Regions from separate parts of the Mus musculus genome. Here region 2 is linked to region 1. The links are chromatin loops, found by intact Hi-C in ENCODE. Cell type or tissue: heart. All regions are shown on one strand. Each heading gives the region's core, and the rest is flanking DNA. Links, peaks and the distances in the headings are about the cores only.

What was found. Hi-C counts contacts between places; a loop is a spot of excess contacts. Peaks named below come from ENCODE experiments on the same cell type or tissue, not always from the same donor. Only the 100,000 strongest peaks of a DNase experiment are listed, where the experiment ranks them.
Region 2: a loop joins it to region 1, with 6 times the contacts of the local background. A loop is called at or near these places in 7 of 42 quality-filtered maps.

The regions. Positions count from the first base shown.
Region 1 is chr1:95,393,463-95,401,600 of GRCm38, forward strand. No RefSeq gene overlaps it. Among named protein-coding and RNA genes, the nearest start is that of Fam174a, 84 kb to the left of the region's middle. In heart, for the core only: a CTCF peak has its summit at 3,883 (motif pointing right); no DNase peak of the experiment used is centred there.
Region 2 is chr1:95,664,333-95,671,972 of GRCm38, forward strand. It overlaps St8sia4 (ST8 alpha-N-acetyl-neuraminide alpha-2,8-sialyltransferase 4), which reads right to left and starts at 3,262. Exons shown (of 5, transcript NM_009183.2): 1 at 2,817-3,262. The coding sequence starts at 2,929. Gm30431 (predicted gene, 30431) reads left to right here and starts at 3,369. Exons shown (of 4, transcript NR_166710.1): 1 at 3,369-3,824; 2 at 7,079-7,310. In heart, for the core only: no CTCF peak of the experiment used is centred there; DNase peaks (open chromatin) are centred at 1,909, 3,319 and 4,289; H3K4me3 peaks cover 2,743 bases; H3K27ac peaks cover 526 bases; H3K27me3 peaks cover 1,123 bases.

The DNA.
Region 1 (8,138 bases), core at 1,723-5,722:
CATGTGTATCTGGATTTCTGTAGTTTCTGCTTTTCCAAGTATCCTGAGCTGTATAGGTAGACTGAATCTTGGGAAGTTGGTGCTAAAACATTTCTAGTGACACGCTCACGAAGGCATCAATGGAAAGAAAATGGCACCCAGATGTATAATGCCTTCTGCAAACTAAGACCCTTGGTCAAGGGAAAGAGACTTGGCCTCCAGGTTCTCCCAGCATCCCTCAGACTCTACCTGGCATACCCTGTCCACAACCCTGAATCTTTTAGCCTAGGTGTCAGGTTGCCTCTCCCACAGAGGCTCTCCCCTATTATGTAATCAGGACATTTTGGTGTCTTGTCTTTTTCTTCTTTCTTTTCGAATGTTCCCTCCCTCTTTCCCCTCTCCATGGAGACTCTTCGGCCTCAGTCCTTGGGGGCCAGTGAACTCACCTGAAAACAGCTTCCTGACAAATTCTAATCTGGTTTATATTGGCTCATTTCACAGGCCAAGAAATAACCTATTAAAAACCACTCTACTGCCTTTGCATGCCCCTTGAGGAGATGGTCCTAGGAGTGATGGTAACATGCAGTTTTGTCCTGTATGGATGAATGGGAGTTTTTGCTGTGTCTTGATGTCTTGGGTTGGACAAATATACAAGCATTTTGTAAAGCTTGAAACCCCAGTTATAGCAGTTTTATTGCTGCGACTTTGTTTTTGTGACAGTAGGGAGAACATTTGGGTTTTCTTTTTTTTTCAGACATATGTTTGGCAATTCATAGCAGATAGGGAATTAGCCAATTTCACAAAGGTGAAACTGTAGATATCTCCTTTTTGACTTTTTAGCCTTAGGGATGCTCTGTCCATAGCATACCCGGTCAAGTGTCCAGTTTCTCCAATTTTTTTCATCCACCATTTTTGTCATGCCTTCAAACCAACCCAGGACACGAATGAATAATATCTGGGGGTGTTCCTCTCTCCCCAGGCAGGGCCCATACCAGTAGCAGTCAATTTAGGTTCTTCTTATTTCAGATGACAAATCCTGCAGAGAGAGTGACTATATTTTAAGGAAATATCATTAGATTGTCTCACATTCACCTCTGGTGCAACTATACCCAACTCAGTTAATCCATAAACTTTAAAAATACTTATTTCCTGTCATTTTAAAGAATTTGAATATTCTGTCTTAAATAGTTGCAACTGATGTAACCTGTCAAATAACATTTTATATAAAGAAGCACATTCAAAAATATAGAGAACTGAAAATTTGTTTTCTTCAAAATAGAGAATTGCATTTCTACCAGTCTTATTTTGACCTTGCTATAGAGAATTGAAGGATTCATTTTCCAACTGGGCAAGTCATCCTATAGACTCGGAACAATTTTGGGAGTGGGAGTATAATTTTATAGATTTAAGTCAAGGTGTGTCAAACCTTAGGCTTTGTAATAGCCTAATGGACTTGTAAAAGTCTATGTCTTCAAACATCTGTATTAATTATTTTCCAGAACACTGTATGAGTAGCAAGACATCTGGATCCATCTCAAGTCACTGGAACATGGAGTTGAACTAAGGCTTCATTCTCAAAGCAAAGTGAACCAGTCTAAGAGCACTCTCCAAACATCAACACCACTCCCTGAATTTGTTTATGAGACTCTTCTTTTAAAGCACTGCAGACAGACAAAGGGAGGGGGAGTTTTCCAACATTGTATCAGGATGCTCTTGTCACATGGGTGTTGGTGTCAGAAATGAAAGTCTTGTGAGGCCCTGCACGAAAATATGATACATCTGTCTGAGAACAGCAAGGATGGTATTCATTCATTTATTCATTCATTGTAGTTTTCCTTCTCACATCTGGATGGTGTGTATATTCTGTCTGTGATTTTTTAGACCGCTTCTCCAAACACTCCTGCTTCTGTCAGCCCTGGTCAGACATTTGCCATGCATGAAAAAGCAACTCTGAGCTCAGATACAACAGGCAGAAAATCCACCACTTCCACGGAGTGCACTTTGATTCCTCACAGGAAAGTGAGGCACATTTGAGTGTTAGGAATTCCGCATGCAGCTTTACCACTCGCGGAGAAGACAGGTGGTCTCTCATCTTTATAGCCACTGCTTCTATTGAGTAAAGAGGCTTAAGAAAAATAGTAAATTAAGCCCCAGAGTTTAGAATACCTTTCTTTCCTATATTATCTCTTATCTATTGAGTGGTTTAAAACTTTATTTATTTAGATTTTATGCTCCTTGGTGTTTTGCCTGCACGCATGTCTGCAGGAGGGTGTCGGAGCCCTGGATATGGAGTTACAGACAGTTATGGGCTGTCATGTGGCTGCTGGGGATTGAACCCAGGTCCTCTGGAAGAGCAACCAGGGCTCTTAATGGCTAAGCCATCTCTCCAGCCCTGTCTGTTGAGTTTTTTAAATTTAAAATAAAATGTATCTCTGGTGACTTTCTCCAGTTTGAATTTTAAAATTGGTATGACGTTTTCTACCCTGGTAGTATGGCTTCTATGTCAGTATACAAGAAGGGTTGTTGTTATTATTTGGAGTACTCACATATACCCTTTAGGTAATATTTTATCATTATCTTCTAGAGATAATAATGAGATCATTTTAAACATATTTCGTAGTAGAAGTTATTACTGCATGCTAGGAAAGGAGTAGTTCTGCGTTCAGTTCTCAGTCTACTATATATTCCACAAATGTTTATCAGAAGTGTGGCTTAGTGTACCGCCATTTTCCCAGGATGATTTAGAGGGAAATAATGACAAAGAAGGCATGTTTAAGGGTTTCTCAGGGGACTCTAAGTTTTGGTCGAATTTTTGTCTGAAATGTACTTATTGTTGTTTGCTATCACACAGATGAAAGCATCGTAAATTGAAAGCCTTGGAACAGGGGAAAATTTTTTTTCAGGATCCGTCTCCCTCTGGCTGGTATTGAATCAGGAGGCAGCTAAGGATGACCTTGAGCTAAGAGATCTTCCTGTCTCTCTGCCCACTTTCTGGAACTCCGGGTGTTCACTGCTATTCCCAACTGATGCTGATTTTCACTCACGGGTTTCTCACCCCCGTTCCCACAGGGAAGATCTCTCAGTTCTTCAACGCTTCGCGTTCCTCAGCTGTGAAGCAATGAAGGGTTTGGCTAAGGTAGTGAAGGTAAGGTCCATCCTGAAAAATAATTAACTCTTGGGGTTTTAAATTGCAAGACTCCCCTTTCTTGATGGTTTGAGCCAGAACTGTCTTCTACCTAGAGGGATCATCATCAAAGAAACCAGAGAGAATTCATCCAGCAACTGATGGGAGCAGATTGATAGTCCTACAGCCAAACATTGGGCAGAGGAACCAGATAGGTTAGGCACACACCAGAATATGGCCCACAGAATCAACTGAACTGGACTCATGGGAGCTCTCAGAGAACAGGGAGCCTGTAGAGATCTGACCTAGGTCCTCTGAATGTATGTTACGGCTGAGTAGCTTGGTATTTTGTGGAACTCCGAACAGTAGGATCTGGGGCTATCTCTGACTGTTTTGCCTACTTGTGGAACCCTTTGATTCCTGCCGGGTTGCCTCGTTCAGCCTTGAAATAAGAGTGTGTGCCTGGTCTGATTGTAGCTTGTAATGCCATATTTGGTTGTTGTCTCTGGGAGGCCTGTTTTTTGTTTGTTTGTTTGTCTGTTTTGGTTTTGTTTTTAAGAGAAAGAGGTGGGTGGATCAGGGGGAGAGGACAGGTGGAGGGGAGAAACTTGGGAAAGGAAGCAAGGTCAAACTGAAGTCAAGATGAGAGAATTTTTAAAAATAAAACAATAATTTATTATCAGCAGAAAGATATTATATCACACCTCTTTTTTTTTTTCTTTTTTAGCATTTTCTAAGGTCCTCAATAGGAGCAGGAGTTTGATCACTTTGTTACCAGTTGGTGGCGCTGTTAAGAAAGGTTGATCCGAGGTCCAGCCTTGGTTATGGGAGTCTAACAGGGAACAGAGGGAGAGTTCCAAGCCTTTCCACACTCCCAGTTTGTGCTCTCTGCTTCATGCGTTGTGATTGAAGCTATGATCTCTCAGCTTCACTTTCTTGTTGTCATGCCAACCAATCCCTGCCGTGCCTTCCCACTATGATGGACTCTTACTCCACTGGAACCAAAAGCCAAAATAAATTCTTTCTTCTGTAAGATGCTTCTGGTCGTGGCCTTTTATCACAGAAGAAAGGAAAAAAAAAAAAAGTAAGTAACACACCTTCTTTAGGAACAGGGATGGAAATGACAGGATTCAAGAGACTCATGACATGAACGTGTGCTATACTGAGATTTTAACCTGAAATTACATGAGAAATAAGCAGAAGGAAAGTCCTTTTATCTTAATTATCTTCAGGACTCTACTGTGCACTGTCACATCCGTACTCTGTATTCCCTTCCATGTACTGTATACAGCCTCCCTGGACTGTGGACTGCCTCCCTGCATGTTTTTGGTTCTGGCTTATCTTGCAGGTCTTGGGACTTGTCATATACTATAATAGCATAAGCCTGTTATATACATTTGTGTAATTTATATGTGTAGTTGTTTATTACATATGTATACTTTCCATTTTATAATTTACATATATAGGTTCTTTATATATAAGAACAGACTAAGATGATTAATTAGCATACATGCAAACAATAAAGACTGACACATCTTTTTAATATCTATGCTTTATACTGACACAAACCACACACACACACACACACACACACACACAGTTTGTGCAGTTGGCTTGTATTTGTTCTTTGTTCCTCATGAGAGATTTTTAGGTCTCTGTACATCTCACAAACCAGAAAGAACATGTAAGAGAGAGAGCAACTATAATTTTACGCAGGGAATGCTGAGCCATGACTGTGGTTACTGTTCAGTTTAGCTATTGTGGTACAATAAAAGCACAAGGCAGACTGATCATTATGTCAACCACAATTGGGTCTACAAGTTGAGAGGTGAATTGGATATTACAGTGTCATTTACTTCCAGAATTTAATTTGTATATTTGTGTTGGTGGCCTTGCTGAGACACAAAACTATAAAAGTGAATGGAAGTAAGTCATAGGCCCGAATGGGGAAGTATGATTTTCTGGAATCTGGAAGCTTATCTAAAATAACTGTTCCATGTCTTTATTGACTGAATGTAGAAGAAACTTTTATTTTCTATTTGGAATTGTTGTCTGGGAAGCTTACTGCTGAACAAGCATATCCTTTCTTTTTCTTTTTGATCTCTGGCTGGCTTTTCCAACTCAGCTGTTCCACCTTAAAACTCCTCTCCAACCTGACTGATTCAAACTGGCTTTGCTTGGCTTTTGACTGAATTGGTCTGCTTGGCCTCAGACTAAGTCTGGCAATTGGTTCGAATCTCCTGGCTCCTTCTCATCTTTGACTAGTTCTGTCTTCACCTGTTTCTGTAAAACTGTCCCAGTAAAATTGCTTTCTCTCTCTCTCTCTCTCTCTCTCTCTCTCTCTCTCTCTCTTTCTCTCTCTCTCTCTCTCTCTCCCTCCCTCCCTCCATCTCTCTCTCTTCCTCTTTCTTCCTCTTTTGTTTTTCCATAACCTCTTTTCCCTCCCTGTTCTCTTGAGAGTTGGGCATATTCTATCTCTGATTCATTCTGTCTAGTATTTCTCTAACTTGCCATTTTGTCTGTCCCTCAATTAGACATCACAAACTAACTTTACCTTACTTGTTTGGGATTAAAGTATATACTAAAGGCATGTCTGTATTTCAGCCATATCAGCCTGTAATCTAGAGCATGCCTGCATTCAGGCTAGGTCTTATCTTTGGATGTGATCCCTTGCCAGAGCATCCATGTTTCTGGAATAAATTTTCCCTACATCTGAAAGATATTTGAAATATATGAAGAACCAAATTTAGAAATTACGAGATAAAGAAGTAGTGGTATGAAAATATTGTTACAATGCAACATTATGTGACACATCTTAGTTAAGGAGAAATAAATGACATTAAAATTATCTTCATTAGTTGTTGTCTTATTTTGTTTTGTTTTTTGAGACAAGGTTTCTATGTGTAGCGCTAGCTGTCCTGGAACTCACTCTGTAGACCAGGCTGGCCTCGACCTCAGTTTTAGGCAGGTTGTTAAAAGGAAACAGACTATATTTTGCATTACAATAAATTTATTATTTAAAAAACCCACATTTGAAACTTCTATGGATAGGCAATCCAAATTTTTTTTTATGAAAAAGCTATATCTTTTTTTTTTCAGCTTAAATGGATAATTCTATACTGTAACCTAAAAAAAAAGAGCTTACCTACTCGAGACAGTGTTTTTAAAAATCAAGAAAAACATAAGTGAGCTCAAACATCAGAGAATGGTTTAGGGGTTAGCAACTCTTAAGTTTCTTCCCCAGGATGCCAGTTAGGTGCTTAGTGCTCTCTTTCAGTAGCTCACAACTGCCTGTAAGGCCAGTTCTAGGAAATCTTTTGCAACTTCCCAGACGTTGTGGGCACTGGCATGCACATGGTACACAGCAGCTCATTCAAAAATGCATGCATAACTGTTGCGGGAAATATTAAGAAACGACTGGCAAGCTTCCCGAACTGCTGCTGGGCACCGGCAACTCTCTGTGCCTGGGGCTGGCAGGCCATGCACTGGCGGCAATGGCCAACATGTTATTATCTCATGGAGACTGACTCAGAACTCCAAAAACTCTTCATCCAGTTACTAGGTTCCAACTGGCAGTCGTTACCACACCAACCCCATGCTTCAAACCACCCCCTTCCCCATGGTCTTTGTGGTGCTCATTAGATGAACCCGTGCTTTGCCATGGTACCTTTCTCTCTGAAACCCAGTCGAGTGTCCAAGAGAAAAGAAATAAGACACAAACTTAGCTCAGAAACAATGGTAACCCAATCTCTGGGCACAACATCTAAAACCTTATCTCGAAAGCCTTATTAAATCTGATCGCTCTGGTGGTGAATCCTGATGGATCTGTCCTGATACCAGGAAACTCTAGCAGCTACATCTTGCCCTATGCAGTCCAGTTCCAAAAGCATCTAACTCCCTCCTCCCTCTTCTCTTCCAATATCCAACCTGGAAGTACTGCCTCCTCACCCAGTGTTTGGCTCCTTATGTATTAGGGGATTGGTTCACAAGAAGTCACGTGACTCACTCTTCGTCTGCAACCCCTCCCAGGAGAGCAGAATTAGCATCAAACTACAAACAGCACCAGGCCCATCCACAACACATAACTTTAAAAAATCTTACTAAAAAAGAATGAAATGGGAATCCAGCTAAAACAAGAATACAGAATGAAAGGAATTGAACCTCTAGTTAAAACACTCCCAAGAACAATTAGTCAAAATAAAGATAATATGGAAAGAGATTCTATATTATTGTTAGGTTGATTTATGAATCAGCATATAAAAATAAACTTAATGAGAATAAATTTCAAAAATCATCATTGACTTGTAGTAGGGCAGCCACCACATCAGTAACGCAAGTATTGAGATAATCAAAGACAGTGAAAACTCTTTGTTCCCATTGTTGTCTCTCTAACCGGAAACAGTAATATCTAATGTAATTCACCAACACACACACACACCATGAATAGGGGAAAAATGGAGAGCGCATGAGTGATCTAGTGAGTGCCTTCAGAATTCAGGTTTGAAACTGTCAAAATTCTTCCACTTAAAGTGAATAAATAACCAGTCAGACAGACAGACAGACAGACAGATGAATGAGTGGAGAGATGGATATAGATAAATTTTTTTTTCTGGGCTAACTGATCATCTATACCAGGTTAGGAGAATATGAAAAACTGTAGGTAAACGTGACTCTGATTATCATGGCAACCCTGAGCAGCTGGAAATATTCTATGGCATTGCTAATGGGAATTCACTACATAATTTAGTAAAAAGGAGGAGATTTGGTGCAAATATAATGCACAAATCTGTAACTAATGACTATTAGCCAAACATTTTATCTGTATATCATCAGCAAAGGTGACCCTGACTCGGGCATCTGAATATTTAGTCAGTCCATACTTGCTACCCAGCAGAAGATTCCTGCACTCTGCTTATGTTATTAAAGGTCAGCAAACATTGTATTTAGATTCTTTAAGTTCTCTCTTCATCAAGATTACATAAGGAGAGGATAAAGGATCATCATAGTATGTATGTCTAAGATAAACACGGCCAGA
Region 2 (7,640 bases), core at 1,421-5,420, 270 kb after region 1:
GCTAAAGAAGAAGTGGTTGGATAGAGAAACCTCCTATCTAGTGGGAAATATTCATGGTGTTGGGGACTCTGAACTCAGAGAAATGTAAGATTAAAGAACTTGGTTGGAGCTACTGCCAGCCTGTAAGGCTTGCAGTGCCCCCCAAAGGCTGTAGCCTGCCTCTATGGTCTCACTTTTAAATGAAGTTTTGATCTGGCCTTCAGGGCCCCTTTACTCTTTAAGTCATTTCAAAACTGGCCTCCCCATAAGCTTGCACAGAGACGAGATGGTGGGTTAGCTGATGAATCAAGTGCTCCACCAGAGGCACTGTTAGGGAGTTGAAAGAAATCATGTGCTCAGGTCACCCCCCTGAACGTTTCATTCAGGCCAAAAGGGGATGAACATCCAGAGACCCCAGCTACCCTGCACTGCTCTTGGTAACACTGGCCCCACCCTGTGCCTGAGTCTGGAAGCCCAGAGCAGTCAGGATTTCTCCAGCACGTGGGTGAGGACTGTCTCCACAACCCTGTCTCTGCCTTGTTCAAAAAAGCTGCAGTTGCGGGCTTTAATTAAAGAGGAGGAGCTTTGAATGTGAATTTTTTTGTTTGTTTGTTTGCTTGACTGTCACAAATGAAGGCAGGCTTACTTCTTTCTGAAATGATGCTCACACACGAAACACACACGAAACACACACGAAACACACACACACACACACACACACACACACACACACACACACACACACACACACACACACCAGTCTTCTCATTATCCTGCTCTGACTACTAGTTCTTGTAGAAGAAAGGGTAGACACCAGCACGGCACCCGGTACACCTCTCTTCCTGTTTTGATAACTCAAGCGCTGGCCTCAAGCCTTCTCATAGGAACTGGGAAGAAAGAACTGGCAGCTCAGCTTGCAAAGGGTGCGGAGGCACAGCTCAGTAGAGCTAACCCAGTCGCTGTGTGACTGTGGGGCTGCAGCTCCTCTGATGCCAGGGCTGTGCAGACCCTCCCTTGATTTCCAAAAAGGCCAGAGAATAAATGTCACTGTGAAACGTGGAGTGTCCTGGATCTGATATTTTCCTTTGGGGCACCCGGGATACAGGCCTCCTTCCTGGAGGCAATTTATCCGAGCAAGGGAATGACTCCTTTGCAGGGTTTGGACATAGTGTTCATCACCACGCCCACTCCTGCTCGCTAGGGTCCCAAACCACTGGAGTCCTGTAGAAGCTTGGCCGCTTTGTCTAAGCGCCGGCTCCTTGGAACCCAATCAGTTCTGAAGGGAACAAAGAGCCTCGATTCGCAAGCCCCAGCCTCCGCCTCTCCCAGGAGTTCCCACGCGCGGGTTCACCACCTTCAAGACCCCTTTGTCTGCCTGGCAAAAACAGGTCTGCTGGGTTTATTCACACCCCTCCCAATTTTTCTTTTCCACCATTGACATGGATTTTCCAACCATCCACTTCTAGGTAAACGACTTCACCTAATTCTTTTTATTTATGTATGTATGTATTTATTTTTCCTCTCATACAAACCTTGAATAGGTTTGTTGAAGCATAAGGACCATTCGGCCCACTCCTTATTAGTGTTCCTTTCTCCTAGAGTCCCCTTTGAGCCTAGTACTATTAGCTTTATGCAGAATAGCAAGTCCTTCCGGGAGGATACACCTGCGTCTTACTCACTTCATTGTGACTGATTACTCAGAGAGGAGCGGGGATATTAAGAAAAGAGCTGCGTAAAGTTTCCTAGTGTGTGTTTGAGAAGCTCTCTGCCCCGCCCCCCACACAAAACCGCGCACACACAAAAATGCCAAAGCATCCTTCTTCGTTTCAAAGATGCCAGAGACAATGTAAAAACAGAAGGAAATCTCAGCCAGTGCAGTTTCCGACTGTGGAAAGCTCCGGACTTGGGAGGATTTCCGAAACAGGACTTTTAACAGAGTTGACAACAGGGCCATATCCTCAGATGTGCGCTTCCAAGCCTTGTCAGAGACAAGAAGTTACAAATCGCTCGCTCTGCTCCCGGATAGACTTCAAAGGCAGAGAAGCCAGGGGAGAGAGGAAGGAAGTGAGATATTTACAGAACTTAATGGGGCGGAGATTTTGATCACATCTTGACAAACTCAAAAAAAAAGAGCAGATATGGTCTGTAAAGGCGCAGTTCCCAGTTCCCTTCTAAAACTGTAACCATGAAACCCGGGAGTTTTATACGTAGAGGAGTGAATAAGGAATTTTCCTTATTGATACTGAAATGTCTAACTTAAAGAAAGAAAGAAAGAAAGAAAGAAAGAAAGAAAGAAAGAAAGAAAATAGATCTTACAGGCGTCCCCTCCCCCAACAAAAACAAACAAAAAAGAGTAAAGACCCACTTCACTTCTGTGACCATAAACTTTGGAGAACGCCGCTTTTTATGGTGTCCTCATAGACTGGCGGGACACAGAAGGAAAGAAAGAAAGAGAAGGCTTGAGGAGTAAAGACATCTCTGAATTCTGCTCAAGCGTTAAACTGACAAGGGCACTCGTTCTTTGTTGACACTTCTGCAGTGACTTCTTTGGTGAGCTGCACCCTGTGCCAATACATCTTTCACCACCACCACCACCACCACCACCACCACCACCACCACCACCACCACCATTGCACAGGGCAAGTTAAACTCATCCTAGAACCAGCATGGGAAACATGCACACACACCTCCAAAGAGCCTTTGTTATTTAATTCATGACACTCTGCACAAGCACGCCCAAACCAATACACACAGCACTCCAAAAACGTCACTCTCCCGGCTCTAAGCACACTTCACTATGGCTTGATTTGGTGTCATATCCTTGAACATGCATTTACCCGATGAGTTGCGTCTCTTGGTGCTCCTCAGTTCTGGCTATTTCTTTTGTCTTATAAAAGATCAGGAGTAGACTTATAGTGCAGATGGTCCACCGTTTTCTAATTGAGCGCATCTTGGGTGCCCGGGAAAGTCCTGGTTGTCCCAGCTCAGGCACCTTCTCCTGGTATAAAGGCTCCGTTTTGGGATGATAATCAAGGGGGAGAAATCTGAAAATTGCGAAGGGAGCGTGGAGCCGAGATCCCAGAATCAGGTCGCTAGGATGTTCAGCGGTGGAGCTCTCCCGGTTCTCCAGCGCTGCCCAGCTCCCTGCCGCGCAGTTAGCGCTTACCGGGCCCGGGTCGCTCTGCGCCGCCTCCCTGGGGCTCAGGTTTCTTTTCAAATGTGACACCTTGTGCATTGGAGGTGGCGGTTTCTTCTGCAGCTGGGCTCGGGGGCGTCACTGGCCCTTTCCTCGCCGTAGCAGGGAAACGATAAGCAAGGCCAGCCAATCACCGTGCTGAGGGGGCGGAGGCTGCTGTTGCCTTGCGTTACTGGCGGCTGCTCGGAGAGTCGTTGTGAGCTCGGTCTGCACTATGCCGGGTGGAGGAAGCTCACAGTCGCACGCGGACGCGTTCTTGCGCACATGCCCCCAAACCACAGACACACACAGAACCACACTATCTCCTAGGACGCCCAAACGTCAAGGCTCCAGATCCGCCAGCTTCGACACCAGCATTCATCTCATCTGAGAAAGATGAGACTCATCCCACCAGAGGAACGCAATGGCTAGGGATAAGGATAGCTCGAGAAAGCAGCCTATCATTCAAAGCGTGTTTGCTAAACATACGTAAACGCACGGGCGAATAAACCCGACCGAAGCACAGTGAAATCCAACAGGGAAGTGGAAGGGGAACGTTCATTATTCAGTGCACAACTCTGTCTGGAAAATACGATTATTCACAGGAGCTGATGAGCTGATCTCGCCCGCAGAGTGGATGGGTAATGAGGATCCCAGCTTGAAGCTTGAGGTAAGCAAGTGAAGTCGGAGGCATCCTTACGAACATTATGGACACTTCTGTGACCCACGCGTTGTCGTTTGGAAACTCCTCACGAAGTGAAGGCAAATCCAATGCCATTTAAACTTCACTGCTGAGACCAGAATTCTGAGAAAAGGCAGCGTCCTCCGGCACACCCACCAACACATTCGTAATCCTAGGGAAGAAGAAAGGAAGGGTAAAAAGCAGGAAAGGCAGGCTCCTCTTGAAAATCCAACTGAAGTGTATTGGGCTCTGATTTTCACCCCTCTTCCCGCCTACCTTTTTTTTTTTTTTTTTTTTTTTTTTTTTTTTTTTTTTTTTACTTCTATTGTATTGTGCAGCTGGCGCGCTTTCTGAGTATTCTAGCTGAGCACCTCTCCATTCCTAGTTTCTGGCACATTCAAGAGAGCTGACTGCTCAGGCTTATCACACCTAACATCTACATGCTTCCTCAGCAGGAGACAGAGCCTGGAAACCAGACTCCTTCCTATCTGTGTGCCTTGGCCCCAGGATTCCAGAGGCTCTGAAGTCTGACTTCCTGCTCCTTCACTGAGCAGTACCTTTGCTAGTCCATTAGCCCATTAAGTTTGCACTTTCCACATCAGCAAATGAGAAGGCTCACCACCAGGATTTGGGTATCCTTGGACTTAGGAAGAATTCAGAGTGACTCAAGGAGCAGCATTAAGTAGAAAGACATGACCCTTGCTTAAAACCCGAGGTTCTAGAACCTTTGCCTAGCTGCTGAGGTCTTTAAAAGTAAACCAACAGAGCTTAGTATAAGACCCTGTTTATGTGTGTCAGTTTCTATTCAAGGTTTAGGAAGTTAAGTCTCCTAAGTTTTGAGAACCTAATCTCTGCAGGACAGGCAACCAAAGAGCCAAGTCTAAAATGCATCAAGGAGCAAGCAATTATGAGTCTTTATTGACATTACAAGTGGCCTGCTGGGAGCCTTTCCAGTGGATTGATGTCCACGCAAATCCTGCTTACCTTAATGCATTTTAGTTACACAGACTTCTCAAGTAGCAGCAGGGAGAAAAATAAAACAGTTTCTCATGGGTTAAAGGGAAGTGGTATTGGCTGGGGTGTATAAAAATGCTGTTTGTTGCAAGAAAAAATATCATGTTCACATGCAGAAAATATCATTTTCATTTTTTCCTCTATTAGTTCATTTTCTCTCAGGTAAATGCCCAACTTTAAAAACCTTTTGTTTTTATATATTGACCTTTGCTTATGTTTCCATACATAGAACCAAATATAATACATGTCTAATCACAAAAGACTTTGACTTTAGCTAGAATGCAGAGTCATAAATGAGTGAAATTTCTCCCAGATCAGGAAATCTATCATCATTATTCTCAATTCTTCAATATCGGCTGGCTTGGGTAATTGGCAATACTATTCTTTTGCATACAGTGTAATGGTTTGTAAGCAAGCATGAACCTTTTACAATTAACTACCACTTACAGACTATCAGTTAAATAATCTTCAATTTGTAAAACTCAACTTGAAGATTGTCTTGTGAGATATATCTTTTTCAATTGTGCTGTTCAGAAACACCTCCGTTTGTAAGAACCATTTTAATTTCTTAAGGCTCACATTTTAATTGTGTGTAGACTCTTGTCTCAGCCTAAGCGTTTTATTGTTCTATTACTATTTCTTATCACAGAGTCTTTTGAGATGTTAAAATTACACACACACACACACACACACACACACCACTGCATCCATGTAGCATGTTTTCTTCTCTCTCTCAAAATTATGCTATGGAATTCATAAACCAGGCTCAGGCCACTGAGACTTTGCTGGTAAATTTACTCACCATCAGTCCTAACAAAGGAGTTGAATCCTTAGGATTCACATGGTAGAAACATAGCATGGATGTCTGCAAGTGGTCCTCTGATCCACACAATAAAATACATGTACACACACACACACACACACACACACAAACACACACACACACATTCACACACAAACACACACACACACCAAAATCAAAACAAAAAACCACATAGGCCCTCCTATTCTTTGAGTGACAGTTCTATGGAGTCAATTAGCAGTTGTCTGGTCTCACTTTTTATAACTTTGTTTTCATAATTTTTATTTTCTGCTTTAATCTACTGAGGACGGCTCAGTTTGTATTTAAATATACAAAGTAAGAAATTCTATTAAAGGTTTCAGACTGTATGCTTTGACTGTTACTAAACTAAGATTGTACAAATCTCAATTTTTGGAAAACGAGTATTAGACAAATGAATAAATATAGTACTTACAAAGGAAAGTACGAATTCCAAGCATAAACTTGCCTAATCCATTAGCAGCAACTGCTTCTGGGGAGAATGGATCAATAGACACTTATTGGAGAGAGCCGTTGGGAATAAGGGGAAAATAATGAGTCTATTTCACATCTGACCTGTAACTCCCCAACATAAAATAAATAATTGATCTTCCTCTCTATTACCACAATCATAATTCCCTATATCCCACTTGAGAAGTGGTCAATACTGATAGATAGCGTATGCATTGTGGTTAAGCACACATTCTCACATCTGTCATTGATGCAATTGGGATGATTTATATTAGCTGCAATGACAATTCTGTCATTAGACAAAATTTGAGTCACTATGCAGGGAAGATAAAAATAGAAGGACTTTTAATATCTCTTGTATGACCTAAATGTAGAATCATTTATTTCTTTAAAACATGCTTTAGAATATGAAGAACATGTAGTGGATTTTTCTGCTTTTAATCTTCTTGACAGAAGACTACATCTACATTGGAATTTCAGAAATGAATGCTTATTATATGTAAAATCCTGTAGAAATTGTCCTGGAGTTGATGAAAACTTCAGAGTAGTAGTGCCCCACATCATGGAACCTGTAGGTTTGTTCTATGGTGTTTTGCAAATGAAGGGTCTTTTTTAATACATGATGCAGTCTCTTTGAATATAGAATCAATGTCAAAAGTATCAGCAAGCTACACAGTAAAATAAGCTAAAACAAACATAGGAGTTTGTATAAGAAGGCATCTTATAAAAAACAGAATTCTGAGATAGTTTTGTAAAAATCCCAGAGAAGAGAATTTATTTAAGACATGTAGTACTACTGTATCTTTGAGACCTAACTTTTATTTTAAGAGCTAACTCTATGTGTATTGTGGTGATGGTTTCTATATTCTTGGCCCAGGGAGCGACACTATTTAGGAGGTGTGGCCTTGTTGAATTCACTGTGGGCTTGTGTTTTAAGACCCTCATCCTAGGTGCCTGGAAGTTAGTATTCTGCTAGCAGCCTTCAGATGAAGATGTAGAACGCACAGCTCCTCCTGCACCATGCCTGCCTGGACACTGCCATATTCCTGCCTTGATGATAACGGACTGAACATCTGCACCTGCAAACCAGCCTCAATTAAACGTTGTTCTTAAAAGAGTTGCCTTGGTCATGGAGTCTGTTCACAGCCGTAAAACCCTAACTAAGACAGGTATATATGATCATATTCAATAGCAATCACTGTAACAGGTTCTAGTCACAGGAAACATATATCCCTGTGATCAAGCAGTGTTGATACTTTACCAGCTCAACTTTTACAAAAGAGGGAACATATTACTTAATAGTGTGATAAAGCTCTTAATGTTAAAAGACAAACTAGCATGTTTAAGATACAAAACCAGAAAACAGAGAATTTTGATCGTGAAATCTAAACTTCAGTGCAGTAACACTTCCATTTTAAAGGGAGATAGAGAAAGTAAGGTGAATAGTTGAGGACTTGTGTCACTTGGTTTCTGGGATGAGTGAGCAAAACGGGAAGATA